Regions from separate parts of the Mus musculus genome. Here region 1 is linked to region 2. A link is a loop called in an ENCODE intact Hi-C map of the cell type or tissue named here. Cell type or tissue: heart. All regions are shown on one strand. Each heading gives the region's core, and the rest is flanking DNA. Links, peaks and the distances in the headings are about the cores only.

Region 1 (15,737 bases), core at 5,023-13,022, 1.8 Mb after region 2:
GCATATGCTGTAGCTGAATTCCTATTTTAAGCATCAGTGTCCAATTGCCAAATGGGTTGAATGTAACCAAGGGCAAGATTTTGCTGTAACCTGGGTGAGTTATCACTTGGAAGGCTGAGGCAGAAAAGTCTCCAGTTTTCTGGAAGCCTAGATCATGTAGCAAGATCTTGGTTTAAAAAATAAAAATAAAAAACAGCCAGGGACTAGAGATTGTTCAACAGTTATGAGCACTGACTGTTCTTTCAGAGGAAACAGATTCAATTCCCAGCACCCAAATGGTGACTTGCAACTATCTGTAAACTATAGTTTTAGGGTACCCAATGCTTTTCTGGCCTCCAAGGCCACCTGGCAACCACTTGGTGCACAGGCAGGAAATTATACTGGGGGTAAAAACCTGGCAGGGGCCTGGGAATGAAGTTCATACAAAGTAAAATACTTAAAGCTCTGTGTTATACCTCTAGGACTGCATGAACCTGGAATCATTACATATATCTGAAATCCCAGCACTTAGGAAGCAGAGGCAGGAAGATCAGAAATTCTAAGTTTGATGCCAGCTTGGAATGAGAGACCCATTCTTATCAACATCAACAATAGTAGCAGCCACTTGTATAGGGCTGTAAGCAAGCTCATCTGTGTACTCAGGATCCCATGACACAGAGGCAAGAGGATCTATGATGAAGGTTTGCCTGAGCTACAAACTACATCCAATCCAGTCCATGCAACTCAGCCAGGTCTTTTCTCTAAAAGCTGTTTGAGGGTGGGAGGGATGGATGACGTATGCTCAGTGCCCTGGGTCCCATCCTCAGTACCAGACCCCTTGCCTAGCATGGGCAGACTCCAGCCTGGCCGCCATCAACCAAAAGAGTCGCATATACAAACTAAACCCAACCTAGCGTGTGAGGAGCACTGAGGTAGATTCTGTATCATCAGACATGGGCTACAACTATTGAGGCAGGGAGCTCACCCCAAGAGAAACCACCAAGGAAACTGGAAAAGGATGTTTACCAGTGAGGGAAAACTATAATCAATCCCCTTTGCAGCTAGTTTCTTCCGGAGTAATTTTTCCTTCTTCTTAAACCTATACTCCATCTTCAACATCTGCAAATGTCCTCGTTTCCGATTATAGCGCTTCACTGCTGGGAATGATGGCCGGTGAAACAGAGCATTCCTCTGGCTGAAAAGGTCTTTATGGACTTTTTTTCGTGGCATAAATTTACCTATAAAACAAAGAGGAAAGGGTCTTCTAATTTTATATTTCCCAAAAAGCCATTTCTTGTGGTATGAACTACCTATATGACAGAAATAACCTTTAAACATCAAACAATGATTATTGTCCATGCATGTGTGTGGGTTCACACACCCTGCCCACGGAGGCTGTGGACAACTTTGTGGAGTTGGTTCTCTCTTATTTTGATGTGGGATCTGGGGAATGAACTCAGACCATCACAGGAGCCAGGCTTTCAACTGAACACGGAACACCATGACCATGACAATGTCTCCCATGGTGACTGGAAGACATTGAGAGAGCAGCTTGACCTGCTCAGCCACCTCTCCGCCCTCTTCTTTCTCTCTTTTCTTTTCTTCCTTCCTTCCTTCTTTTCTTTTTTAAACACAGGGACTCACATAGCCTAAGCTGGCCCTAAAGTTGCCTAGAATGACCTTGAACTTCAGGTCTTCCAGCTTCCACTCCCCCAAATCTAGGCAGCAAAGGCTTGAACCATCAGATGCAGTGTATGTGCAGCCTCGTGCACGCTAGGCCAGTACTCTACCAGCTAAACTACACTCCTAGTCCCCGATAATCCCACTCTGTCCTGGACAGGGTAAGGATTTGTGGCAAGAGTCAAAAAACCCAGTAGAACTCAGAGCCCTTTCTGGTATCTTCCTCAAGCAGGACAGAGCAGAGCACAAATGCCCTCAGGTTTCTGCTCAGCCACTTTCTCCCAACAGGAGCCAGGCTTTCAACCGAACACGGAACACCATGACCATGACAATGTCTCCCATGGTGACTGGAACTGGGAGAAGTTACATGAAGCCCTGTGAACCTGTAAACTGGTCCCAGGGCAGGGTACACTCTACCATGGGTGTAGGCAGGCTGCACACTTAGGTCTACCTTCCAAAGACAGAGATCTGGATGGTGATGCCACAGGTTCCCTGTGACGGACACAAAAGTTCACAGCGTCTCTGTGGTAAACAACTTACACGTGCATCTGTGGGTGAGGCGTCTGTGCAGGGCAAGGAAGACTTTCTACTCTCTTACTCTCTGCTTCACTTCTTTCAAACTGCCTCTTACTGAGCCCGGAGCCGGGCTACGGCCAGGGCTGCACCTCCCTCACTGAGTCTGATCTTGAAATGTGATTCTTTACTTTTGGTCTTGCCCTGTGTAGACTCGGCTAAGAGGCTGCACCCAGGCCTCACAGACCTGTAGCCCATCTTCTGCTCCCCATTTGAATCCCCTAACATCCCAATAACTAAAGGTTAGTGACCTCTGGTTTGGCATTCACCACTCACTGGGTAAGAAATGACCTCAGGCTGCACTGCCATCCTTTTCCTGGCTTATGCCTATCTAACCCCCAGTTTTCTTTTCCTTTTTTGATGACATAAGGTCTCTACAGAGCATTGGATGCCTCTGGACTTAGAGAGATCAGCCTGCCTCTGCTTCCCAAGTGCCAGGATTAAAGGCGTGTACCACTAATGCTGGGCTTTAACCCCACCAGTTTTCAATTTGAGCAAAATTCTTTCCAATCACACATTAAAGATGGGTCAGCTTCTCTTCCGAGTACAATGTCACGAGTAACTTTGTAATCCCATCACAGTGCAGAAAGGTCAGAATACTTACATGATAGAAGTCTTTCACCAAAAAGGTAGTTATCCATTGTTTCTGCAACTATCTTGGCAACATCCTCAGACTCAAACTCCACAAAGGCATAGCCTTTGCTGTTTCCAGTCTGTAACAGAAAAACCCACAAAAGAGCAGTTAAGTCTAACTATCACCAAGCTCCTAAAAAGCCCCAGTCGCAACTTTTACTATTTCAAAGCCGCTGGCCCCTGCCCCCATCCCCCAAACTAACACACAGACAGACAGATAAGACAGTCACAGCTTGGAATATAGATTTTCTGGTATCCTTAAAATTCGGCTTAGTATGATACATCCCTGAGTATTCTGGCTACAATGAATTCAGTAGTACTCGCTGGTGGTAAGAAGGCTATCTTTTGGGCTTTCACAGTTCTGGATTTGTCTACTCATTTCTCATTTCATTGGCAGTCTTATTTGGCACACACCAGCGAGGGCCAGATTTTTTTTCCTTCATTAAAACCCTAGCAGTCTGGGTAATCCCAGACTGGAATCCCAGTTACACAGGAGGCTGAGGCAGGATCTTGTGAGTATAATGAGGACAGTCTGGGCAACTAAGTAAAACTGTCTCAAAATAAAATAGCAATGTAAGCCCGTGCTAACCTATCGTGTTTCCCCTGGTTCAGTCCCCAGTGCCAGAGGAGAACACAGGCAAGCTCAACCTCACCTCACACATTAAGGGTGGGAACAACCTCCAGGAACAAGCCTCCAGGAACTTGCCCTGATTTCCACAGCCTAGGCAAAGGAACTGGTCTGGACTTCCTAACCCCTGTACCAGCTCATGAGTGGATTCCCACACCCAGAATGGTCATAAGTATAGGGTGGGTTCTGGAGTTCAAATGTCTATATTTCGATCCTGGCACTGACCTGTGTTAAGTAACAGACTGTCATTCCATGAAACGAGGGCAATTTAAAAACTCTCATCAGAAGCCGGGCGTGGTGGCACACGCCTTTAATCCCAGCACTCGGGAGGCAGAGGCAGGCGGATTTCTGAGTTCAAGGCCAGCCTGGTCTACAAAGTGAGTTCCAGGACAGCCAGGGCTATACAGAGAAACCCTGTCTCGAAAAACCAAAAAAAAAACCAAAAAAAAAAAAAAAAAAAACCCTCTCATCAGGATGCCACGAAAATACCAATGTCCCACAAAGCTCAACAACATATTACAAAAACAAACATCAGCAATTCAAAGTTAATTTCAGTTACACAGACAGAGTAAGGCCAGGTTGAGTATCAACCACCAACCATCTCCTACCAACACTTCCAACCACACCAAAACAACAGACTACCACTGCAAACTAACAGATCCTTTGAAAGGGAATTTGAAAGGACATGCCATTCCAAGAACAAAAATCAAGGGCAGTGAAATGACTCACCAGACAATGGCACTACCTACCAAGTCTACCTGACTCCAACCCCAGGAAACACAAGGTGGAAGGAAAAAAAACAAACTAGCTGATTTCTACATTCACTCCTGCCCCATTCTAATAAATAAAAGTAATCAAGAAAGAAAGAAAAGAAACCAAAAAGCCAAGGGTTGGATGCCCAACACAGACAAAAAGGTGGGTTTAAGCCCCAGCATCATAACACAGGCAAAAATCAGAGTTATGAAGTAGCAATGAAATAATTTCATGGCTGTGGGCCGCCGCATGAGAACTGTATAGAAGGGTTGCAGCATTAGGAAGGCTGTAGGGGCTGGAGAGATTGCTCAGTGGCTAAGAGCACTGGACCTGGGTTCAATTCCCAGCACCCACATGGCAGCTTCAATTTCCTAGTTCAGAAGCTCTGATGCCCCCCATTCTGGCTTCTGCAGGTACTAGGCATGCATGCGGTTCACAAACACATAGACAGGCAGAATACCCAGACAGATAAATAATAAAAATTCCCTTTAAGCTGGGCATGGTGATGAGTGCCTATAATCCTAGTAATTGGGAAGCAGAGGTAGGACAGCTACAAGTTCAAGGCCAGCCTGGTCCAGGTAGCAAGTCTGGGACAGCCAGAACTCCACAGTTAATCTCCGACTCCAACCAACCAAATCAAAACCCAACACTTTAAAGGTGCTTAGAAGATGTAAATTTAAAAACCTGTTGAAATACATGGTCTCTGACATGCAAGTGATGGCTCATCCTAGCATCTGAGCCACTTCTTGGCTCTCGAGCTGGAACCAAGTTTCTGGAGTAAATATGGACTCATTTTTCACTGCATCTCACTAGCTGAACAGTGAACAAAGATTGCATCTCCTGGTAGCTGTCAAACAAGTGCAGTAATACATCAAGAATCAGATGTATTTGGGGAGCAACCTCTAGAGCAAGTGAGGAATAGCTATCCTATGAGACTGTAGAGTCTACAGGATTTAGAAGCCATGACTCAGGCAGAGGAAGTGGCTACTAAGATTAGCAGGAAGCTGGAGGAACTGAGGAGAAACACTTGACAAAAGGAAAGAAAGAGGCTGCTGGCTGTGTTGGCCATGGCACCTGCAGGAGACGGCAGTTACATTCCAGACGAGTTCCAGGAGACTCAATGACCCACAAAGAAAGCGCCAAAGCCCACGAGCCTCCTCAGGACAATGCAAGACTCGTCTTCTCCTTCCCCACACGCAAACAAAAGAACAGATGGGACAGCACAAGTCTCCCAAGAGGAAGAATTGCTCAGGGAACTAGGAGAGGCAACCAGCGGGAGGAGTCCCCAGGGGAGGAAATTCTCTTCCAGGGAGGAATCAGTTGGCAGTAGGCCTCAAGAAGGTGGTGGTCACAAAGCGACAATTTCCATCCCCTGACTTAAACCCCGGTAAAAGCAAATTCACAAAAAATGATTCCTGTGGTTTTAGGGGCTCTATTAGAGAAACCTTACATAAACCAAACTTAAGTTCATTAACCCCAGGGTTAGCAGTCGCAAAATAAACACGATCTACTTGTCTGTGTAGTCTGAGGACGAGAAGCAACTACCTTAGTTAAATGAACACTTAGAACACTGATTCTGCTCTTGAGATTGATATAAATTTCAATCCTTGCTGCCCGATTTTCCCGAGGGAAGCCCTGTAAGCAACGTGTGGCTGTGCCCTGTAAGCACATCCAGCCCTCGGCCTGTCGGGTGAGCTCCCAGCTAGAACCTTCTAACAAAGGTGAGCCAACTCCAAGTATGAAGTCTCAGTGCTGTTCCGCAAGGCGCTCCACCACCTTGTCTGTGCACAGGCCGAGGCCGGAGCGCGCACAGTACCTTCTACTCTCTCAAGACAGGACTTTCTCTTGAGCTGGTCGCTTGCTCTTTTGGCTTAACTGGCTGGCAACAAGTTCTACAATCAGTGGCTCCAGCTTCCAATATTGGGGTCACACCTGGCCTTTCACTTGGTGCTTGAAGAAGGGGTGTGTGTGCACGTGTTCCACTTCATGTTTATGGCACAAGCGCTCGGACCTCTGGGCATTTCCCAGGGTGTCTCTGTCATTGGCCTGGAGCTGAGCTCGGCTGGCTGGTTAGCAAGCCTTACGTTCCCAGCACTGAGATCACATGCGCATATGACCGTTCCTGGCTTCTGTAGGTTGACAGTTATAGACTGAGCTATCTCCACAGCCTCATGATTTCCCGCTTTTTATTGAGATAGAAATCCACACTATGAAACCGTGACTGGCCTCAAACTCTGCCTGTCCCTGTCTCCTGAGTGCTGGGACTAAAGGCAGGCCACTACACCAAGCTTACTTTCTTGTGATTCCACTGCAATTTGTAAAATCACTTTACTTATATTTACTTTATTTAGAGACAAGCTCTCTCTATGTAGCTGTGGGTATCTCCGAACTCATGATGTAAACTAGGCTGGCTTTAAACCGATTCACCTGCCTCTGCTTCCTGAGTGCTGGATTTAAGGGGGGTGCCACCATGCCTGGCTTGTGAAAAGTTCCCGAGCAGGAACTTTGTAGGTAACAACGCTGTGCCTATGAATACAAAGGATGACATACAATTGACAAGCAAAATATACATAGTTGAATTCAGGAACAGAATCTTACCCGCTTACTTCTAGACAATCTGAATCTGCTAATGTCGCCAAACTGGGCACAGTAGTTATAGATGTGGCTTTCAGAAAGTGTTGAAGGTAGGTGGCCCAGATAAACTACTCCACGGTTAAGTTTTTCTTTCTTCTTTTGCTGAGGCTAAAACAGATAAACATTTTAAAAATACAAACTCATACTACACCAAAACGTTTGTGCGTATACACATTTTTCTGAGCCGGATCTCACTATGGAGCCTTGGCTGGCCCAAAACTCACTACGTAGACCTGGCTGGCCTCTAACTGCTGAATGCTAAGATTAAAGTCCTATATCACCATGCCCTGCAAAGGTCTTTATTTTTCAACGAAAGTATGTTACCATTCCATAACCTCAGAGTAAATTAATTCTAATGTCTTTTTCTTTTTTTTGAGACAGAGTTTCTTTGGGTAGCCCCAGCTGTCCTGGAGCTAGCTTTGTAGACCAGGCTAGGCTCAAACTCACACAGATCCACCTGCCCCTGCTTCCTGAGTGCTAAGATTAAAGGTGTGTGTCCCCGCCACCCAGCTTCCTAAAGTCCTTTCAGAGGCTAGGTGGAGATCTGCCTGCCTCTGCCTCTCCAACACTAGGATTGAAGGTAAAAGTCACCTTGCCTGGCCTGCAACAAATTTTCAACACCATTCTTTCCCCTTGGTCCAGGAACAAACTCATAACTCTATCAGGGCAGAAACTGAAAAACTCCGTGTTTGGTATCTCTCTTCCCTTAAGCACTTGCTGAGCAAGGCTGAGGCCTGAGTTCAATCACACAGAGCCACAGACTCTGCAAGAGACAGACTCCCACACACGCACGCACCATGATGCACACCAAGGCACACATATGTCCACACCCACCTGTCCCTACAAAACAGTCAGCACAACATGTGTTCAAGAGCTAAATGGACAAGCAAGTAACAGTCTGTCATGTTCAGAGTAACACTGTGAAACCAAGACCTTCAACTCCGAATGCAGTTGGCAGTTTATTACACCGAATCTTAACTGTTTCCGGTTGTTAACCTTCATGGTGCAGACTCTCCTTCTCTATCACCATACTATGACCCCAGAGAACAAGAACTTGTTTCCTGTCAGGTAGGGTACCGGGTGACCTATAGTGTATTCATGAAGTGGATATAGGGGGTTCAAGACCTCGACTGCACAGCAAATGTGAGGTGAGCTTGGGCTACAATAAACCCTATACTGACACTGTAACAAAAGCGACCCTCCCAAAAGACCCCCAGGACAACAACAATAAAAAAAGAAAAGCTGTCGTTCTCTCCAATGCACTCCATGGTGCAAACCAAAGGGACTATAAACTTCCGTTAGGGACATTGCATACAAACTGAACTCGACAGGTTGACAGGTTGAAGCCCTATTCTGAATTCTGACCCTGAGCTGTATTCTGACTCTCGATCCTCCCAGGACGTGGGCTTCGGGACGTCTACTCCGTCTTCTAAGCACTACAAACTAAGGGGACATAACACACCTTCCGAATGCTGCGGTAGACCATGAACCCTCATTTTGCAGGTCAAAGCGGAAGCGTGGCAGCTTTAACACATTCTGAGATCTGGGGGTGCCATGCTCCCACACGTGGTACCCCTCCTCCTTCACCTCACACCGATTCCTGACCTGCCTCGGTCCCCTGATTGGAACCATCGTCTCCCAGCCCGTGAGAGGTTGGCTCCCGAGCCAGCCCGGCCGCCCCGCGCCGCTCACCTTCTTCGTGCGCCCTTGGATCTGCGTCAGAGCCTTCTCAAACTGCGAGTCTTCCTGCGGGTTCAATGCCAGACTCGGCTTCGCGGGGCCTGCTAACCCAGCCATGCTGGAGAACCCGAACAAGTCAATCCACGCGGAGCCTTCGGAAGTGACGTTTCCTTCGCGTCTCGGAAGCGGAAGTAGAGGCGGAAGTGTAGCAAAAGAGCAGGCCCCGGTGTCTAGAATTGAGGCAGCTCGAGCGCCACCTACTGGCCACAAACTAAAAACATTTAAAATCGGATTAAGGCTCCGTTGGTGAAGCGCTTGTTCTCAGTCCTAGGTTTGAAACCCAGTGCCTCATAAAATGTGACTGGAGCCACGCCCCCTGCCCCCATCTGTAATCCCAACACTTGGGAGGTAGAGGCAGGAGGATCAGGAGTTCAGCGCCATTCTCATAAACATAGTTCGAAGACAGCCTGGGCTCCATGGACTCAAAAACAAATTTAAAGTCTCAAACATTAGCCATGCCCGTTGCCTGTTCATGCCAACGTGCAACAGGAAAAGCCTTCCCCTCTGTGGGCTCCTTTTGTAAACTTTGTAAACGCTCAAGCAGGAAAGTGGCCAGGCCCCTGCCTGAGGAGATCCAGTGGCCAACCTCCCCAGTCCCCCCACCCCCGCATGTTTTCCAACGTCCCTAATGGTTTTCTAACCATCCAAAAGTGGGAGAGTGGCCAGACCCTGCCCTACAAGAAAAAAATTCCACCAGTCCCCGAGGTCTCTCAAGTTCAGGACTTGAAATTCCACCAGTCCTCATCATGGAAGTCTCCACAGCATAATCCAACACCTATTTATATTTTTGATATTATACACCTGTGTCTGTGAGTGGGTATGTGTTCAGGAATTCAGATGACCATAGAGAATAATGGTGTCGGATCTCCTGAACTTGGAGTTCAGGCTGTTGAGAGATGTCCAATGTACTGGGAACTGAACTCAAGTCCTCTGGAAGAGCAGAAAATACTTTTAACTGTGAGCTATTTGTCTAGTCCCCATTTATTTTATTTTTATGCGATGAGTGTTTTGCCTGTATATGTACCCTATATGTGCAGTGCCTGCAGTGGCCAGAAGAGGGCATCAGAACACTGGAACTGGAATTAAGGACTGTGAGCTCTTGACCACAGAGCCATCTCTTGAGTTCCCTAGTAAGTTTCTTTAGGTAACACAATAGGAATTTTGAGAAAACAAAAGGAGAAGCTTGTAAGAGTTTCTTATGTTGAAACAGTTGTCTTTTCTCCATTTGTTTATTTACTTATAGATTAATTGATTGACAGGTTGATTGATTTTGTGTGTAGTGTATGCCTGTCAGTGAGTATGGGTGTGTGCACCCTTGTGCTGCATCGCATGTGTCTAGGTCAAAGGACTACTTGCTGTAGTTCTTTCCTTCCACGGTATGGGTTTTGGGGACTCAGGCTTAGTGGCAAGTGCCTTTACTTGTTGAGCCACCTTACTGACCCGGTCTGAAGATTATTTTAAGCAAAATATTTTTGAGACTCAGTGGATAAAAAAAGAAGCCCTTTATCTAAGAGAGCAACTTCTGGGGAGATGGGGCTTCCTTAAGCCCCTTTGGGGAATGTTATGACATAAGGAACACTGGAAGAGGGGCTGGAGGTGCAGGCTCAGCACAGAGCTTACCTGCCTTTTATGAAGCTCTGGCTTCTACTTCCAACTCTGAGTAAACCAACATCTAGGCAGCCAGCGATACATGAGACCCTCCCTGTCCCTACAAAAGGAGGAAGGCAATCAATGGCAAGATGGGTCTGAGGGTAAAGGCTATGGAGGTTAGGCTGAAGGCCTGAACTGGACCATAGAACCCAAATGGTAGAAGGTGAGGACCAACTCCAGCAGGCTGTCCTCTGGGGATGTCCTAGTTTTCTTTCTGTTGCTATGATAAGACAAACCAAAACCAACCTGGGGGAGAAGCAAGATTTTGTTCCTTATAGGTTAAAATCCATCATCGAGAGAAACCAAGGCAAGAACTGAAGTAGAAACCATGCAGGACCACTGCTTATTGGCTTGTTCCCAGGCTCACACTCAACCACTTTTCTTATATAACTCAGGCCATCTGTCAAAGGATGTTGGCATCCACGGTGGACTGAGCTCTCCTACGTCAGCCACCAATCAAGAAAATGCCCCAAAAGACACATCCCCAGGCCAATCTGATGGAGGCAACTCCTTAATTGAAGCTCCCTCTTCCTGAGTGTATCAGTTACCTTCCTGTGGCTGTGATAAAACACCTTGATCAATGGAAATTATGGGGAAAGGAGTTTACTTTGGTATATAGCTCCGGAGGAAGAGTCCATGATAGCAGAGAAGTCATGGCAGCAAATGGTAGCAGGAAGCATGGGCAGGCAGCCAAGAGAGTTGAGAGAGCCCATCTTCTGTAAACACAAAGCTTCTACTTCCCAAGTTCTGGCATGCACAATTCACCCAGCACCTTAGTTACTTTTCTAATAGTGTGGTGACACATCACCAGCAAGGCAACTTATAGAAGGAAGAATCTATTTAGAACTTACATTTCAGAGAGTGAGTCCATGACACTCATGGTAGGGGGTATGGCAGCAGGCAGCAGGCAGCAGGCAGCAGGCAGCAGGCAGCAGGCAGCAGGCAGCAGGCAGCAGGCAGCAGGCAGCAGGCAGCAGGCAGCAGGCAGCAGGCAGCAGGCAGCAGGCAGCAGGCAGCAGGCAGCAGGCAGCAGGCAGCAGGCAGCAGGCAGCAGGCAGCAGGCAGCAGGCAGGCAGGCAGGGCACTGAGAGCTGAGAGCATATATCCTAACCCATAAGTAGCAGGAAGACAGAAAGATGTCTGGTAATGGTATGGACTTTTGAAACCTCAAAGCCTTCCCTTAGTGATACATGTCCTCCAACAAGGCTCCACCTCCTAATTCTTCACAAACAGTTCCACCAACTGGGGACCACATACTCAAATACATCATCCCATGTATGGGGGCATTCTTATTTGAACCGTCACATCTGATTTATGTAGTACTGCAGTTAAATCCAGGAACTCACATTCTTGGTAAGCCCTCAACTTCTAGAGCTATATCCCCAGCCCAGGACCTGCTACTTGTGATGTCATCGAGTTCTTCTATTCCTTCTCTGATTTTCTGTTCTGTTAACACAGTCTCATTATGTAGCCCTGGCTGCCCTGGCACTTATAAATAGAGTAGACTGACCTCTAACTCACAGAGATATTTCTGCTGATGTCTCCTGAGTGCTGGGATTAAAAGCATGGACCCACACACCTGTTGTGCCTCCTAAAGCCATGGACCCTGCATGTGCCTTGCTTGCTTTTCCTCCACACTTCTCATCTTCTTTTAAAAATATTTATTTACTTTCATTTTGTTTTAGTTACATTGCTTGTGTTCATGTAACTATATATGCATGTGTATGTATGTATGTATGTATGTATGCATATGTAATATGTGCCTGCCTGATGTGCATGGGGGACAGAAGGAGTCAGATTTCTCTGATCCTGCACTTGCAGATAACCATGAGCTGCTACATGGGTTCTGGAAGCCTGAGTCCTCTGCAAGAGCAGGAAGTATTTTCACCACTGAGTCACCTAGTCAGCCCTGAGAAATCTCCTTTTAAAAAAGATGTTTGTTTGCAACAGGGTCTTATTTTGTGTCCTAGGCTGGCCTGGAACTTGTGATGATCCTCTTGCTTCAATGTCCCAAGTTCTGGGAGGACAGGAATGAGCTGCACACCTGGTACTTTCATGCAATGTCTTAAACTGTGTGGACCCTGCATGCTCTGTCTACTCAGACTTTCGGTACCTCCTTGCAACTGTTTCTATGTAACCTCCATGGTTCTTACCTTTATCAATACTTAGCAGCAGGAAGGAAGAAAAGTGTTTCAAATCCATCTTTCCAGAAGCAGAATCATTCTAGAAGACCTTCTTGGAGAAATTGAGAAAAAAATGTCAAGAATTCTAAAAACTAGGTTCTGCTCCAGGTGGTACCACCAGGAAATGATGGAAGCAAGCCCAGTCTTCTATTCAGAAGTCATTGGACAGGAGGGCAGCCACAAACACATCTGGACCGGGGCCTGGAGAGAAGGTCAGTGTGCAGTGTTCGCTGTTCAAGCTTTAAGAGCTGAGTTCCCATGTCCAGAATCCATGGGGAAATGGCTGTGATGACAAGAACTTCAAGTCTCTGAAGAAAGAAATTGAAGAAGATCTCAGAAGATGGAAAGATCTCCCATGCTCATGCATTGGCAGGAGTAATATAGTAAAAATGGCCATCACGTTGAAAGCAATCTACAGACTCAATGCAATCCCCATCAAAATTCCAACTCAATTCCTCATAGAGTTAGAAAGAGCAATTTGCAAATTCATTTGGAATAACCAAAAACCCGGAGAGCGAAAACTATTCTCAACAATAAAAGGACTTCTGGGGGAATCACCATCCTCAAGCTGTACTACACAGCAATTGTGATAAAAACTGCATGGTACTAGTACAGTGACAGACAGGAAGATCAATGAAATAGGATTGAAGATCCAGAAATGAACCCACACACCCATGGTTTCTTGATCTTTGACAAAGGAGCTAAAACCATCCAGTGGCTAAAAAGACAGAATTTTCAACAAATGGTGCTGGTTCCACTTGGGAAAAATGTAGAAGAATGCAAATTGATCCATTCTTATCTCCTTGTACAAAGATCAAGCCCAAGTGGATCAAGGAACTTCATATAAAACCAGGTACACTGAAACTTATAGAGGAGAAAGTGGGGAAGAACCTCCAATATATGTGCACAGGAGAAAATTTCCCAAACAGAACAGCAATGGCTTGTGTTATAAGATCAAGAATTGACAAATGGGACCTCATAAAATTGCAAAGCATCTGTAAGGCAAAAGACATTGTCAATAGGACAAACAGGTTGGGAAAAGATCTTTACCAATCCTACATCCAATATAGGGTTATTATCCAATATGTATAAAGAACTCAAGAAGTTAGACTCCAGAGAAACAAATAACCCTATTAAAAATGGGGTACAGAGCCAAACAAAGAATTCTCAACTGAGGAATACTGAGTGGCTAAGGTCAAAAACTCAGGTGACAGCAGATGCTGGCGAGGATGTGGAGAAAGAGGAACACTCCTCCATTGCTGGTGGGATTGCAAGCTGGCACAACCACTCCAGAAATAAGTCTGGCAATTCCTCAGAAACTTGGACACAGTGCTACCAGAGGATCAAGCAATACAACTCCTGGGCATATACCAAGAAGATGCTCCAACATGTAATAAGGACACATGCTCCACTATGTTCATAGCAGTCTTATTTATAATAGCCAGAAGTTGAAAAGAACCCAGATGTCCATCAACAGATAGATATAGATATAGATATAGAAATAGGAATAGATATAGAAAATGTGGTACATTTACACAGTGGAGTACTACTCAGCTATTAAAAACAATTAATTTATGAAATTCTTATCCAAATGGATGGAACTAGAAAATATCATCCTGAGTGAGGTAACCTAACCCCAAAAGAACACACATGGTATGCACTCACTGATAAGTGGATATCAGCCCAAAAGTTCATAATATCCAAGATACAATTCACAGACCACATGAAGCTCAAGAAGAAGGAAAACCAATACAAGTGTATGGAGACAAAGTGTGGAGGAGACTGAAGGAAAGGCCATCCAGAGGTGTCCCCACCTGGGGATCCATCCCACATACAGTCTTCAAACCCAGACACTATTGTTGATGCCAAGAAGTGCATGCTGTCAGGACCCTGATATAGCTGTCTCTTGAGAGACTCTGCCAGAGCCTGAAAATACAGAGGCAGATGCTCACAGCCAACCATTGGAGGTGTTAGATAAAGGTTTGAAGGAGCTGAAGGGGTTTGTAACCCCATAGGTAGAATAACAATATCAACCAACCAGAACCCCCAGAGCTCCCAGGGACTGAACCACCAACCAAGGAGTACACATGGAGGGACCCACGGCTCCAGCTGTATATGTAGCAGAGGATGGCCTTGTTGGGCATCAATGGGAGGAGAGGCCCTTGGTCCTGTGAAGGCTTGTTACCCCAGTGTAGGGGAATTCGAGGATAGGGAGGAGGAAGTGGGTGGGCGGGTTGGGGACCACCCTCATAGAAGCAGGGGGAGAGGGGATAGGATAGGGGGCTTCCCAGGGGGCAAACAGGGAATCAATCAGTTTAACATTTGAAATGTAAATAAAATATCCAATAAAAAAATCACATGTGAATAGAAAAAACAAAAAAAAAATTCCTTTACCCATTTACCCAATTATGTAATGCCAATGCTCAGAAGCCCCAGCTTGCAAATCTTCCCTATATAAATCCTAAGCCCAGATCGGCGCATAGCTTTCCTATCTTGTTGCTCAGGGAGGATTTGGCCTGAGTCTGAACTCAAATAAAGACTGTCATGTGATTACACTTGAGTTGTGGTCCCTGGTGGTCTCTGGAGGGTCTTGCAAACTGGGCATAACAATAATGGACTAAACCCCTGAAACAGTAAGCCAGCCACAATGAAATGTTTTCCTTTATAAGAGTTGCCTTGATCATAGTGTCATTTCACAGCAATAGAAACCCTAACTAAGATAGTGTGAGAGAGAGAATATAAAAGTTCAAAAAAAATTAGGTCTCAGATGTGATGTCACATGTGTCTATCCCAGAATTTGGGAAGCAGATCTCAGGATCAAGCAATACAACTCACACCAGCTTGGTCTACTTAGCAAATCCCAGACCAGCCAAGGTTACAGATCAAGACCTTCTTTGTCTCAAGACATTTTGTTGTTTCATTTTTCTATATAGTGTTTCTCTGTGTAGTCCTTACTGTCCTAAAAGTCACTCTATAACTAGGCTAGCCTTGAACTCAGAGATTTGCTTTTGACTCCTGAGTGCTGGGATAACATTTAAATAAAAAATAAAATTTGATTTTGAAGTAGTGAATCTGCTCTCTATTGAGGTCTCTGTGTCCTGAGGCCTTGCGTTACTGGATCCTCTTTGGCAGCAGCAGCAGGAAGATTGAGGGATCTAATCTTGACAAGGTACTGAGGGACAGAACCTTGTGGCCCAGGCTTGCAATCCTGATGCTTGGAAGGGGAAGACAGGATGATCAGAAATTCAGGATCATCCCTACCTACATGGCAAGTCTGGAGTCAT
Region 2 (15,737 bases), core at 3,041-11,040:
CCCAAGCCTGAGGAGCCTAGGATTGAAGTCCAATATCCAGGACCCACAGGGTGGAAGGGGTGAAGCCGCCCTCACAAGTTGTCGTCTGACTTCTTCCACACACATGCCCACTTACATATACATGCACAGAAAATAAAGTAATGGTACAAAGACACTCTATGAAGGGTTTGGAGAAGTAGCTCTGCAGTTAAAAACATTTGTAACTCCTGCAGAGGACCTGGTTCAGTTCCCAGCACCCACACGGCTGTTCACAATCATCTGTAACTATAGCTCCAGGGCCCAACTCCATCTTCTGCCTTCCATGGGCACCAGGTGTGCATGTGGTACACAGACATACATGCAGGCAAATTTATACATATTTTAAATTTTTAAATAATAATCTAAGAAAAACAGAAGATTCACATGGGAATTACACATTCAGAATCTAGTGTACTTTGTAGAAGTAATTTAAAAATAAGTTTTATTTATTTATTGTTTTGTCTGTTGGGGGAGGGGTGTTTGGTTGTTTGAGACAGAGTCTAGCTATGTACCCCAAGTCTAAACCTCAAACTTGAAATCTTTCTGTCTCATCCTTTCAAATCCTTACTGAATTACAGCTGTGCCCTACTCTGCCTGGCAAAATCAGATTCAGGGTCTGGAGAGACGATTCAGTGGTCAAGAGCACAGCTCTTCCAGAGGACCTGAGTTCAGTTCCCAGGGCCCACACTGGGCAGCTCACAATAGCTTGTTACTCCAGTTGCAGATCTGACACCCTTCTCTGGCCTCTGTGAGCATCACTATACATGGGTGCATGCTCGCACAAAGACACACATAGATACACATAAATAAGAACAAATCCTAATAATGAGCTCCAAGTGGTGCTGTCCTACATGAAGAGATGGTGTTCTTTTCCCTATGTCCTGCTAAGTGCAATTCCATATCCTGATGTTCTGTACACAACAAAGCTCAACTCTAAAACATGGAGGGAGGAGGGCAGGCAAGCTAGGGACCTCAGGGTCTGAGGCATAAGAGAGCGGTAGACTAGTTTCCTGAAGTTTCTTGGGTCTCAGACATCATTGCTTAGCAACTCTCCAATCTCATAAATACCAATGATGAATCGAAATCAGAAAGCTCTAGGGGCTGGAGAGGTGGACCTACAATTAAGAGCACTTGCTGCTCTTGCAAGTTTGGCTCCCAGCACCCGTATCAAGGGACTCATAGCCTCCTGTGATCCTAGCTCCAGGGGATCCAACACCCTCTTCTAGCCTCCACAGGCACCCAAGAAGCACATACACATACGGTCACAAAGGCATACACACCAGAATCATATTCTCATTCTCTCTCTCTCTCTCTCTCTCTCACACACACACACACACACACACACAGAGTTTGCAATTTTTAGACAAAAGTCAGCACAGAAGGAACCTAGCAAGTTAAAAAGCTTCAGGCAGGGATGGCTCTGCTCTAGTAGAGACCACCAAAGACTGCGACCATACCTCTACCTGGATCAGAAACATCAGAAGGATAGTAGGAGTCCTATCCTCACTGGGCTTTAATGGGGCCCCATCATCTGTCAGAGGAGGAAGGGATCTGGGCCACAGGGCACCCTACTTCCATCTTCCCCATGGCTATGAGGCCACCTGAGTATCTCCAACTTTCACCCCATCGCTGGTTACACACACGTTCCTCCCTCTCCACAGAGATGGTGTAAGAGGGCCAGCACTGTCCCTCCATCCACTATAGTAAGGTCACCCTCCTAGCCCATCTTAACATCCATGGAAGGCAAGTCATAACAGTAGCAAGGCATTCGCCAGCAAGGCAGCTGCAGAGGCCCAAGGAGAGCAGGACCCCTACCTCAGCTCAGCTGCTAATATGAACAGAACATTTCTCTCCGGCTAGTAATAATGTCAGTGATCCCCTTCTTTGTCAAAGTGAGGATATCAAAGAGAGACACTAAGAAAGGGCTAGAGAAACGCCTTGGTTGGCGAAGCCTTGCAAGCACAAGGACCTTAAACAAGGAGCTAAATCCCCAAATCCCGTGTTTAAAAACTAACCCGGGCATGGCAGCAAGCACCTGTAGCCCCAGCACTGAGGAGGCAGAGACAAGCAGACCCCTGGGGTCCACTGCTCGGCCAGCCTAGCCTAGTCCAGTCCAGGAAGAGTTCCTGTCTCAAAAGCAAGGTGGGGCCACTAAGGTGACTCAGCAGAGAAAAGCCTTTGCCTGTAAGCCTGACGACCTGAGTTCAGTTCCCAGAGCCCACGTGAAAAGCCGGACGTACAGGCTCACAACTGTGATCCCAGCACTCCCACAGGGAGATAAGAGGCAGAGACAGAGGAACACCTGGAACCTCGAGGGCCAGCTAGCTGGGCGGATGCAGGGGAGCGGCATAAAGGAGGTAGGAGGAGAAAACTCACCCCTGCCAATTGGCCTTTGAACACTCATACTGTCTCAAACACACACACACACACACACACACACACACACACACTGATTTTCAGTAAGAAAAACGGAGCCACTCACAATCATCTATAGCTCTAGTTCCAAGGTGAGCTGATCTCCTCTTCTGGCGTCCATGGGTACCTGCACACACACAGCACACACACAGACACACATACATACACATAGTTAAAAAAAAAGTTTAAGGACTGTGCAAAACTAACAAAATTACTAAAAGGTAGATGTGCCTGAGGACCACCAGCTGAGGTTGTCCTCTGGCCTTCACACATGCATGCACATGCACACACCCCCACACAAACACACGTGAACTCATAAAGGGGCTAAGACAGGGTTTGTAGCAGAGGATGACTTAGAACATCCGATCCTTCCCTTTCTCCCAGTGAGTCAAGGACACTTCCCTACCATCTTCCGCCCTCAAGCCCTCGTGGTGTCCAGCACTGGGTACCACCACCCACGCTGCCTGGGTATGGAAGAGGAGAGGATGGTAGAGAATGGTACCCAGGGTGTGCTGCACACATTCTAATGCCTGCATTTATGCAGCCCCTCTCAACATCTGAGAAAGGAAGAATTCTTGCAAAGAAGAGGGCCGTTCAGAGCTCCGGCTAGCAAGCCTCCTCTTACTGCATGGTAGGAAAGTCATCCTTACCTTCCTACCGAGCTCTCTGGACTCCTACCTCCCTCAACCTTCACAGAGCCCAGGCGTCTGCCCCCTCTCCCCACTCCTATCCCAGAAGCACTTCCCCATCCCTTTGAAAACATACTATTCTCCCCATTGCTGTACTGCTGGAGCCTGGCCAGAAGAGTCACATTCCTAGAAAATGGAAACCAAGCTCTGAGTGTTAACTGGGTGTGTGGGAACACCCTTGCCTTCCACGGAAGTTCTCACGCAGCATTAATTTGTTCTTAACTCTTTTCTTAATGGTTAGGTTACTTTTAGAAATTAGAGGTTTCCTTTAAAGCAAGAAACTCAATCTTAAACTGCTCTTCACACCCAGTGGGCAGGAACAATTTTCACCTGTTCATGTGTTTTAAGCTAACAATAAGGCAAACCCATGGATACAGACACACACACAAATCAACCTCAAAGTGAGGAGAAACTCTGCGTGCTGGCTAGCTTACATAGCCAGAAGGTGTACTGCAAACTGCTAGGTCTATCCAGTGTTGGATCCTTTGAGTTACGATACTGACCTGCCTGACAAGATATGCCTATTGATCCAGTAGTGGCATGGTAGTTATAAAATAACCAACTTCTTTCTGATTTGCTTCAAAGTAGGCATTTCACACCTGCTCAGTCTAACTACGCTGAGCTCAAGGAAGCCTGTGGGCAGCCAGAGTGATACCTTCTAGACTCATAACCACGAGGACAAGCTCCAACACTGGCAACTCCTACTGATGGGCTGAGTCAGTCTGCCTGATAAGTTGGCTGGGTTCCCCATCTTAAATCCTCTGCTTCCAAAGCTGGGAGCGTGACCAGGAGATTGCATAGGCCTCTGGCCAGAGTTCACCTTGTTTGTTCTAGCCCACGATCTGATAATCAGTTCTAATGAATTCACTTGGTTTCCAAGTTGGCAGCTAATTAAAAGGAACTTTTTGAATTTCTTCTTTTTGCCATTTTTTTTGTTGTATTATGTGTATGAATGTGATGTATGCTTTGTGTGTGTGCGTGTGTGTGTGTGTGTGTGTGTGTGTGTTTGTGTCAGAGGCTGACATTAGATATCTTCCACAATTGGTCTCCATCTTACTCTTTAAGACAGTCTCTCAGTAAACCCAGAGCTTATAGATTGACCAGCATGGCCATCAAGCAATCTCCTGGGATTTGCCTGTATCAGCCTCCCCGGTGCAGAAAATACATTTTAACAATTACATGGGGCTGGGAATCTTAGTTCAGGTCTCTGCAGAGCAGACGCTTTACCAACTGAACCATCTCCCAAGGCCTTTTCATTTGCTTTCTGAGACAAGGTTTTAGTGTGAGGCCAGGCTGTCCTCAAACTCTCAGGGATGCTCCTGGTTTGGTCTCCCTCCTCCTGGGAGCTCAGTGGGTGTCATTACACCTAGCCAGAAGGAGCAAATCTCACAGAAAAAAAAAAAAAAAAAACCAGGCACTGTACTCAGTCAATAAGGATTTGTTGAGTTCTTAAGAGGAGCAAGCATGAAGAGATGGTAGGCGGCCAGTGCATGGTGAGCTCTGCTCTCCTTAGCTCAGGGACAGGAGAGAGCAGACAGTAGAAACATGACATCATAACAAGAGTTATGATGAGAGTCCTTCATGAGGACATGAGCAGGCTGAGGACCCCATCATTACTCAAGATTATGAAAACCAATGACCTTTTCCAGTTTTGCAGAAAGTTGTAAGTCAAAAAACTTCATGACTTGCCCCAAAGCATTTTTTTTTATCATGTGTGTCCATGGACTGTGTGTATGCATACAAGCTCATGCATGACACAGCACACACATAGCAGTCAGAGAGCACTTTTGTGGACTTGGTTGTCCCCTTCCGCCTTTATACGGGTTCTGAGGGTTACACTCACATTGTCAGGACAGCAGGGCAAGGGATCTCCCGGCTGAGCCATCTTGCCAATCCCTGCAGTTTACTTTTAAAAATTAAATTCCAAATGCTGAAAAGGCTCAGACAATAAAGTGCTTGCCACACAGGCATGAAAATCTTTGAGTTCAATTTCTACAAACCATGCAAAAACAGTCAGGCATGGTGGCATGCAGTACCTGTGCTGGGGAGACAGAAAAAGAAGGGTCCTTGGGGCTCACCGGCCCAGACAGTCTAGCCTGCTTACTTGGTAAGTTCGAGGACAACGGAGTCACTGTCTCCAAAACAAATGGAAGGCACTCAAGGAATAATAGACCAAGTTTTTCTAAGGCCTCCAAATGCCATCCTAGCTCCCTGGGGAAGAAGCACGAAGGGCAGGCTTAGCAGTGACGTTCCCATAGCTGAGACACCAACAAAGAGTTGCTGAGCAGCAAGGGAAGGAGGCACAAGGTGTGCTGAGAAGCATGGCCTCAGGCTCTCTGACACGGTGCCTGGGAAACTCTACAAGGATACCTTCTTTTGTCCCCTCTGGCTCAAGAGAGCTTAGCTCCCAAGGGTCCACACCCTTCAGCATGTCCCTCACCTCCTTGAAATAATTTTTGTACCCTCATCTGGAACCACTACCTGGAATTAATAAAGTGAGTTATATTCCTACAAGCAACCAACAACTCAACCTGGAACTACATACAGACTGGCATACTACATACATACAGACTACATACAGATAACGGCAACATGCCCACGGATCCACTGACCGCATGGGAGTCCAGTCAAAGCTCTGTGGAGTCACTTCCTCTTTCAGAAGTGACAAAGAAAACATCGACATTTTTTATACTTCACAGGCAATTTCTCCAAACTCACCTCCAACATTTTTGTTACTTTTGCTTTCTAAGCAAAGTGACTTACAAACTAACAAATCTACCTGTGTTCCCTGCAATTAAAGTTCTCCTTCCCAAACACTCCACAAAACATGACCGAAGCTGCTGGTGACATCTGAAGGCTCGGACTTAAGTTTTCTACTTTTGCGGGGCTGGGAATGGAACCCAGGATCTCACATATACTAGGCAGACAGACTCTCTCCAGCACCGAGCAGCAGCCCTAGCCCTGCCTTTGCAAACCACTACAGCTGTGATGAGGGGGCAGGTAGACAGGGTGGCAAACTGTGGCCCAGGCCTCTGGCCACACATTAGGAAGTGAGAAGAGACTATCTCCCTTTTGTAATGACCTCCAGAGAATTTTCTATCACCCCTCTCTTTCACCTTTGTATCCATTGCCAGAAAGTTCTTTCAGCCCTCTAAATCCTCCCGCCCACTTGTGCTGTCGCCCTTCCTCCTTCTCCCATGGAGCCAAGGCCCCTATAGCACCATCACCTCTGTTGAAAAGTCCCCTCCCCACCCCATGACTCCATCAGAATGACTGCCTGCATGCCCAAAATGAACAACCTCTGCCATCACCTATTCAGCTTACTTCGTTCTTACTTCTGCAGCTCTGTCGTGTTTTACTTAGTTGTACTTCCTCATTGCCCCGCTGTAGTCTTTTGTCCCGGGACACATATTCTTGGATTTGAATGCCGTCTAAACTCAACCCTCTGAACCTGCTGTGCACTCCTAAGCATGTTCTCCCTAACACTCTGGGTTTTCTCAATTTCTCTGACCTCCGTGTCTAGCTTAAAAGGCATAACTTAGGCAGAGGCAGGCGGATTTCTGAGTTCGAGACCAGCCAGAGCTATACAGAGAACCCCTGTCTTGAAAAACCAAAAAAAAAAAAAAAAAAAAAAAAGGCAAAACTTTTCCCCAGTCTCCTCTCCCCAGTGGATGTCAACATTTTCAGCTTGTCTGTCCTGTGGGTTTTTTACCTCAAACTTTTAATATAATTGTCCTCAAGCTTCCTTCCGAATCAGTTTTAAATTATTTCACTAATGAGACTAAGAATTCAAAGACCTCAGTGTCCACAGTAACTCCTGCTTACTCCTGCTTCTGCTAGAATGCTCCTTCCGACTTGCAGGACTCGCTCAAACAGCATCTTCTCCCCAACCCCTCTCCACACACATCAGTTATAACTTCCAACTCTTTACTTTTTAAACTAAATCAACTATGAACCCACTATAAGACGCTGCAAAGTAGCAAAGATTCGTCTGTTTGTCCTCTGCTGCGTGTCCAAGGTCTAGGAGTCGGCAAGCATCAGGTCACGTGTTTAAAAACCATTTGAAAAGTTATTCACTTAACCAAGGCTCGATGGGCACCTCTTCTTGTGCAAGTTTGTTATATCACATTGTCTCCGCCTTTATAAAGCACTGATGGAACACAAGACTGCGTTAGGGGTGCAGGACCGACAAGTATGGGCAATGTCAAAGAATATGCCAGAAGTTCAGAAGAAAAGGCCTAGATATGGACTTGGTCCAGCGGGCCACCATTGCGCTGTGCACCGGGGATTCTTCCCTGGATTTTCCGAAAGGGGTCGGGGCATCCCATTTTCTAGTCGGATAATTTACTCAACCAGCGATGCAACTTCCGGCCTCTTTCCAATCCGCATGAGAGTTAAAGGGAAAGAATCATACTGATTTCTGCTCTCCTCCCGCAGCACCCCATTTCACGCGTTCTCAGTGCCTGCTAGCTCCTGCCCAACTGCCCTGACGGAGAATGTCCCGTCCGTCCCTTCCCCCACGGAAAAAAAAAAAAAAACGAAACGCGTCCCACCTGCTCCCAACGTGCCCCGCGGCTCCTCCCCGCGCGTGCGCAATAAACTCCCTCTTGGGTCCGGGAAGGGTTGGAGCGCTCCGCTAGGATGGACACGCCCCCGAAAGCAGATCCGACTTCTGATTGGCTGCTGCCGCTCGCCCGAGCTCAGTTGGAACGCCGGGGTTGTGCTTTTAAAGGCGCTAGCTGGTGCGCTCTGTGACTTGATTGCTGCTGCTTCTGAGCTTGCTCCCGCGCTTTCGGCATCCGTATCACCTCACCAGTATGTCTCAGGTACTGCGTGTGCCCCGCCGGGCTGCGAAGATGCTGTGGGTTTGGGGACAGCCGGGTCTATTTCCTCAGATATCCCGCAGCTCTTCTGGGATCCGAGCCCAGCTCATAGCCTGGGGAGCGGAACTTTTTCCCTTGCAGATATGTAAAACTGCCACCCACGCCGGAACTGCCAGAGAGTTGCCGGTGGGCTGAACTCCTGGGTGAAGCAGGAACAGGGTCCTCGAAAGAAAGATGGGGCGTAAGAGGGAAGGAAGGACAGGGAAGATTGAATCCCACACTGGGAAGAACCGAATGGAATAGAGGGGCACTCATACAGGCCCTGGCTGAAGAGCCTGGAGGTCGGGGAAGGTATTTAGTCTTGTGCCTGGCCTGCCCCTGTACAGAAGAGATGTGAGTAGGTGAGGTGGTCCAGAAGCCTTTTCCTTCCCTCCAGTGGAGACCACTACCGAGGACTGAGCCCTGTAGGGCGATCTCTGACTCCTCCCACTTGCCTCTCCCTAATCTGGGCACTGGGACAGAGGTCAACGCTGAACTCCAGGCCCCTGTAGGAAGGGACCAGCTGGCTCCAGACACTGGATTCCACCGCATTCCTCTCCTGAACTCTGATCGACTGTTTTGATCACACCACGTTTCCCCTTACTGCCCAGTCAATCTCCGCTGATCATAGGTCGGGCTTTACTGGAACCCCAGCAATTGTTGGATCTGGGCCAGTGGTGGCCCAGGCAGTTAGTTGGGCAAGAAAATTTTCAAGGGCGTGCACTTCCACTGTGAGCCAAAACTATTCCCAGCACTTGACACAGTGCTGTAACTGCTTGAGTGGACAGGTGGGCCTTAGGGAATCCTGGCAAGAAGAGGGAATATGGGAGGCATCCCTGGGCCTCTCCCACTCAGGCAACCTACATCTCGTTCCTCTCCCTCTCCCTCACTCTTAGGCTGAATTTGACAAAGCCGCTGAGGAGGTGAAGCGCCTCAAGACTCAGCCAACTGATGAAGAGATGCTGTTCATCTACAGTCACTTCAAACAAGCTACTGTGGGCGATGTAAATACAGGTATGCCCAGCTTCTCATCAGAGCGGGCCAAGTTGGCTCGGCAGCCCGGGAGTCTGAGAACTTCGCCTTCCGACTGCCAGAGGCAGGCTGTGATGACAGAACATTGGTATGGAGACCTTAAGCTGAGAGATTGTCACCTGCAAAGACCATCTCCCTAAACTCTTAGTGACTCTGGGAGCAGAGTCAGTGTGGGTTTACAAGGACTTTACTGATTATCTCAGCATCTACTCTGAAGGCAGCAAAGGCTCCAGCCTTGTTGCTCAGCAGTCGCTTTCTCGAGCCTCCCGTTTCCATCAGATGAACAGGGTCATGGAGTGCTTGGCCTCTTTCCCAAGCCGAATAGATGAGCAGATACATCATATCTGGTACCCTGGGGCAAGGCAGAAGTGCTGCTGGCCCAAGTCTGCCCTATCCAGGTGACTTTTCTCCCTATCCAAAAATCTTGGGCAGATTTTTCTTTTTTGCCAAGTATTGTAGGTTGATGGGCCAGCCTGTCTCTGCCTCTCCAGCACTGTTATAAGCACAGGCTGCTGCGTGGCCTTATATTTGTTTCCCTCCCACATGGGTTCCGGGAGTCAAACTCACACCCTCGTACTTTACTGGCTGGCCTGTCTCTCCAGCCCCTTGGTATAGCTTTTGAAACTATGCTGTGGGTTACCTTAGTCTATGATACTGTCTTTTCTGTGCCTTGAGCAGTGGCTATAGCCTGAGATAGCAACACAGTGTGTTCCAGCAAGGACTCATGACAGCATAGAAGAAAATGTATGCCTCAGTCACCCACCAAGCATGGCCTCCAATTCCACTGGAGCTGGAGTGGCTAGCCAAGCAGGTCAGAGATTTGAGGGCTTATAAACATCCAGGAAGGAGAAGCCAGTGGGAAGGGAACAGAGAGCTGTGGATGCTTTCTGCTAGATAGTATTTTCCCAGAGCCTGGCCTCTAGCCACGCTATTGGTACTTGCTGGAATATAAGCATCAGTAGACTAGCTTGGAATCCACCCTTGCCTGGTCAGGGAACCGGCTTGTTTGTTTGTTTGTTTTTTGCTGTACTGGTTCAATACAACAAAGACTAGCCACAAGTGGTTATATGGGTTTTAGCTGAAAACAGCTAAACCTAAGTAATGCCAAAAGGCCAGTCTGTAGCTATGCAAGCTGTGTTTCAAGGGCTCAGTGGCCACAGGGGGCAAGCGGCTTCTGAATTAGACGTTGCAGGGATCACCGAAATGGCTAGCAGGTTCTCGCTGCCATGCCTGACTATCTAAAGGAGCCACTTGGTGAAAGGAGAGAATTGACTCCCAAAAGTTGTCCACTGGCTTCCACACCTGCACAGTGGTGTGCACACTTGGCGTGTTGGCAAGTATACGCTTCCATCTAAGGAGAACTTCCTCTGAGGCAGGGAGTCTTCCTCTGAGGCTCTGAGGGTTCCTTTGCAGTCACAGTCTTCCAGTGAGGTTCCTGGAACTTATTTTTCTCAGACTCAGTGCCCCAAGCTGCACACTCTGCAGTTTCTGCTCCTAGCAATGAAATTGTCCCCCAAGGAAGGATGGTGAAAGGCCTTTCCAAAAGCAGGTGCTCTGGAAGCAGCGTGGTCCTCAGACAAAACCTCCAGATACAACAAGAAGGAGTCCAGCGATGTGTGGAAATAGGGCCAGATTATAAAGACAAGTACAGGCAAGGACGGCAGAGCCCCACCCCCACCCCCACCCCCTCAGATAATAGCAATGTAGCTCGAAGGGAAACCAGCAAGCTGAAAGGGGGATGGGGAGAGACCCTAAAAGCTCTCTTTAGATTTGTTGTTGTTTTAATTTCATGTTCATGTTTTAATTTCAATTGGTGTATTGCCTGCATGTCTATCTGTTTGAGAGTTATCAGATCCCCTGGAACTGGAGTTACAATTGAGAGCTACCATGTGGGTGCTGGAAATTGAACCTAGGCCGTCTGGAAGAGCATCCAGTGCTCTTACGTGCTGAGCCGCCTCTCCGGCCTTATTTTATTTTATTTTATTATTTTATTTTTTCAGAATGTTTGGATTCTGAACCACACGAATGGGTGTTTGTTTATTTATCTTGGTTAAAGTAGAAGTTTGGTTTGGTTTTGAGGATTTTTAGTCTTTGCACTCCCCCACCCCCTATTTTGTTTAAGACAGAGTCTTATGTAGCCGAGGCTGGCCCAGATTCACTATATAGCCAAAAATAACATTGAATTTCTGATCCTCCTGCTTCCACCTTCCAGATATTAATTCCCATGCCCAGTTTATCTGGTGCTGGTGCTAGGACCCAGGGTTGGGAGCATGATAGGCAAGCGCTCTGCCAACTCAGCCACATTCCCAGCCCTTGTATTACTTAATATTTTTCTAATTTTGAAACAGAATCTCACTAAGCCACTCGTTCTGGCTTTAAGCTCTCTGTAAGGCAAAACCTTGAACTTTCCTTCCTCCCGGCCCCACAGCCCCTGGCATCATGGGTGTGTGAACACTATGCCTGCCTATTTTTCTTTTATTGTATTATATTTGATTTTTTGAGATAAATCCTCATGTAGCCTGGGCTGGCCTCAAGCAACACTGTGTAGCCATGATGACCTTGAATTCCTGATCCTCCTGCCTCTACTTCCTGAAGTGCTGGGATGATAGGCCTGTGATGCCATGCCCTGTTGATACATGCTGAAGCTCACCAGGGCCCTGGACATGCGAGGGAGGCTTCTGCCGACTCAGCCTCATCCCCAGCTCCAAGGAAGAATGGGTTTTTTGTTTCTTAAAGTAAAACACTGGGTTTTAAACCTTTAACTTTACAGTTCATAAAAACCTAAGGGCATATATTTTTTTATCCTGTCTTCTCTCAATTTTAAATTTGGGTTGCTATAAACCCGTCTGGGTTTCTTACAATAGAACCCACTGTGTGAGACACTAGGAGTTCTTAAAAACCGTAATAAAAATGCCGGGTTGTCGCTCTTCACAATTGATGGCTTCTGACTGGGGGCCACTGGAAGTTTGACCATGCTCCAGGGAGTATCCGGGCAACGCAAATTGGACTTGATTGGATTTTTTTGGGTTTTTTTTTTTTTTTTTGGAGGGGTTGGATTTTTTTGTTTGGGGGGGGTTTGAGGGAGGGTTGGGGGGAGCTGGAAGGACTGGGAAGTGTAGTTGGGGTTCATGATAATAATCAATAAAAATAATGTTATAAAAACTGTCTTGACACCAAGAGGTGGCGGCATACTCCTTTAAAATCCCAGCACTCAAGAGGCAGAGCTGGGATGGAGCTCTGTGAGTCCAAGGCCAATCTGATCTTTGGAGTGAGTTCCAGGACAGCCTAGGCTACGCAGAGAAACCCTGTCTTGAAAAAAACAGAAAAACAACAGCAGTAGCAAATTCTTGGCTTTCCTGGGAAGAGTTGAAAGTCCTCCATTAGAACTTGTAGCAAACCTAACAGTGTCTGCTTTTCCCTCGCTGCAGATCGGCCGGGGCTCTTGGACCTCAAGGGCAAAGCCAAGTGGGACTCGTGGAACAAGCTGAAAGGTAACACACATTCTGATCAACTCCCTCCCCTGTGAGGCTGGGCACTGCAGGCTCCCTTCCAGAGCGGGGAGAGCAAAGGTCAGGAGGCACATCTTGGAAGCCAGCCCAGCTCGCCACCCTCACATGGAGAAAACTAGGTCATAGCCTTTCTTTTCCCTCCAAATGTTACTGATAACTTTTCTAAGAGCTCTCTGTCACTGGGCATAGGAGTTGTCTGGAGGGAAAGCGCCTGCGGATGAGGCCGCTGAGAAACAGACTGGGGAGTGATACCGTCGCCATGGACTTTGGATGTGTCCAGAGTTAGGAGAGTTCTGTCCACACCTTTCTCTCCCCAACAAGGCCAGGCAGTGACCCCTTAGCCGAGTGGCCTTCCCCAGTTCCCTTTCAGCCAGAAGGGCACATGAAAAGGGGGGATGAGGTAATGCAGGCCAGTGAATGGAACTATTATTTGCAAAAGCACAATCATCCAAGAAGTGTCCAGGATCCACTAAATCACGTGTTCCCATGGCTGCAAGCCCCGAAAGCTGGCACCAAAGCCGTTGGCAGCTTTCGTACGCTTGCTAGCCAGTTGCTGAATAAGCCCTCTGTCCTCTCACAAGGGAGGAAGGCGTGAACTCAGGAAGGGCCGCAGCACACTAAAATGCTCTGCTAGGGGGCCAGGCAAGTCTGGCTGCTCCTTTTCCACACCATTCTCAGGCCCCCGGGCATGTAGAGCTTCACAATAAGCTCTCTCAGTCCCTGAGGACTTCTTGTTTCCCTAGGGGACGCTAGGAACCAAGTATGTCCCTCGGGGTGTATTCATGGTCCCTGTGCTGTGACAAGGAGACAAAGATTTGCTTCATTCCTCTCCAAAAACCAGCTACTTTCTGCTCAGTCCTCAGCTCTTCTCGCAGCTTCTCGCTGTGGGGAAGAGGGCGGCTGGCTTAGCTTGCTCACAGCCAGTAGTACAGCTGTGGGAGGTAAAAAGTCCAAAGCAAATAGTCCATAGGCTAAAGGCAAACATGAGATTCTTAGCACCAAGAAGATCAGTGCAGGGACACTTTCCTGCTTGTCCACAAGGCTGGGGCCCCACGCTGTCTGCTGTCCTACTTTCATGGGTGACGCATCATGCAGGTGCTTAGTGCATGGTAAAGCACCCCCTGGAGGGCCCTGAGTCCAGTCCTCAAGCCATCTCTGAGATGTAAAAGGGCTGTGCTAGATATGTAAGAAACGATCTCCAAAGATTTAACTGGGATCTCAGCAGATGCATCCAACCTGTAGCCCAACACACGTACAATTTTAGACGGTTAGTTCATGATTATCATGGGAGACAACAGACAGACATATTCCTGCAGTGTCAAAAGCTTAGATATCTGAGATTGCTCAGTCAGCAAGGTGCCTGTCATGTAAGCACAAGGACCCGAGTTCAGATCCCCAGTGCCTGTGTAAAAAGCCAGGCACCGTAGCAGGCACCAGTAACCTAGAAGGGGCAGAGACAAGCAGATTGATCCTCTGAGCTCACTGGCCAATCCATGAGCTCCAGGTTCAGTGAGAAATCTTGTCTCATAAAATAAAGTAGAGGGTCTGGTGAGATGACTCAGTGGGTAAAGGGGCTTGCCACCAAGCCAAACAACTTAAGTTGGATCCCAGAACCCACATGGGGATCAGTTCCCACAAGTTTCCTTTCTGATGTCTACCCATGCTATAGTATGTCTATGCCCCCTTCCTCCTGTCTTAGTTACTGTTCTATTGCTGTGAAGAGACATCATGACCAAGGCAACTCTGCTTGCTCACAGTTTTAGAGGGTAGTCCATGATTATCATGGCAGAAAGCAGACAGACATGATGGTAAAGCAGTAGGCTGAGACCTTTATATCCTGGTCCACTGGCAGCAGAGACTGACCCTGACATCAGCTTTTCAAACCTTAAACCCCACCCCCAGTGGCACGCCTTCTCCTCTGGTAAGGCCACACCTCCTGATCCTTCTCAAACAGTTCCACTAACTGAGAACCAAGCATTTAAACCATTCTCATTCAGATCGCCACTACCACCACCCCTTGCAAAATACATACATAATTTTTTAAATAGGTAGTGTGGGGCTGGAGAGATGGGTAATGGATTAGGGTTACTTATAGTGCTTACAGAGGATTTAGATTTGATTCTTAGGACTTATTAAGTGGCTCACAACTGCCTGTGACTCCAGTTGTTTTTGGTTTTGTTTGTTTTTTTTGGTTTTTTGTTTTGTTTTGTTTTGTTCTTTTGTTTTTTCGAGACAGGGTTTCTCTGTGTAACCCTGGCTGTCCTGGAACTCACTCTGTAGACCAGGCTGGCCTCGAACTCAGAAATCTGCCTGCCTCTACCTCCCAAGTGCTGGGATTAAAGGCATGCACCATTACTGCCCGGTGTAACTCCCAGTTCTAAGAGATCTGACACCCTCATCACACTCCCACAGGTACCTGCATACCTTTGGTACATATGTATACTAATCGTCTTAGGGTTCTGTTGCCATTTAGAGATACCATAACCAAGGCAACTCTTATAAAGAGAACATTTAATTGGGACAGGCTTACAGTTTCAGAGATTTAGTCCATTATCATCATGGCAGGCAGCATGGCAGCTTGTGCTCAGTAGTACAGGAAATGAGGGTTTTCCATCTTGATCCACAGACAGCAGGAGGAGACTGACATGTAACTCTGACCCCTACATTTCACATACGTGCACATTTGCTGGCAAACACAGAGACACACATATTGCATCCACTGTGAAGTATGCACACACAAGTTTTTTAAAAAGCAAAGGCTGGTCACCCTGGCCAGCACCTTGCCTTTCTAGCATACAGCCTCCCTGATGTGTATTCCTTCCAATTCCTTCCAGGGACTTCCAAGGAAAGTGCCATGAAGACCTATGTGGAAAAGGTAGACGAGCTAAAGAAGAAATACGGAATATAAATCACCAGATTTGGTGGCCAGCCACACGTGTGACCTGTGAGGACATAATGCCTTGGTTTTTTCTAATGTAGATGATATGGCTGTGATACATTAGGGCCAGCGTTAACCTCTGCTCCTCCTCCCTCTGTAGTTTTTACCTACAATCAATTAAAAGTACATTTGTTACTCTGTGCCTGGGTTACTCTGTTGTCTGGGTGCGTGCTTGCGTGCGTGTGTTTAATTTTTATTATCTTTAAATGCATTTTATGTGTGTACAGGTGGGTGTGCATACAACAGAACATGTGCAGATTAGAGGAAAACTTGC

What was found. Hi-C counts contacts between places; a loop is a spot of excess contacts. Peaks named below come from ENCODE experiments on the same cell type or tissue, not always from the same donor. Only the 100,000 strongest peaks of a DNase experiment are listed, where the experiment ranks them.
Region 1: it touches region 2 in a loop (10-fold over the local background); 2 of 42 quality-filtered maps call a loop at or near these places.

What each region holds. Positions count from the first base shown.
Region 1 is chr1:118,314,833-118,330,569 of GRCm38, reverse strand. It overlaps Nifk (nucleolar protein interacting with the FHA domain of MKI67), which reads right to left and starts at 8,727. Exons shown (of 7, transcript NM_026472.4): 1 at 8,573-8,727; 2 at 6,845-6,988; 3 at 2,837-2,945; 4 at 1,006-1,217. The coding sequence starts at 8,677. In heart, for the core only: CTCF peaks have their summits at 8,822 (motif pointing left) and 9,675 (motif pointing right); a DNase peak (open chromatin) is centred at 8,739; H3K4me3 peaks cover 2,302 bases; H3K27ac peaks cover 1,373 bases; H3K27me3 peaks cover 461 bases.
Region 2 is chr1:120,113,156-120,128,892 of GRCm38, reverse strand. Dbi (diazepam binding inhibitor) reads left to right here and starts at 7,797. Exons shown (of 4, transcript NM_007830.4): 1 at 7,797-7,948; 2 at 8,881-8,998; 3 at 12,445-12,507; 4 at 15,360-15,613. The coding sequence starts at 7,940. The coding sequence ends at 15,433. It overlaps 3110009E18Rik (RIKEN cDNA 3110009E18 gene), which reads right to left and starts at 7,706. Exons shown (of 6, transcript NM_028439.2): 1 at 7,676-7,706. In heart, for the core only: a CTCF peak has its summit at 7,439; DNase peaks (open chromatin) are centred at 7,772 and 8,542; H3K4me3 peaks cover 2,465 bases; H3K27ac peaks cover 3,787 bases.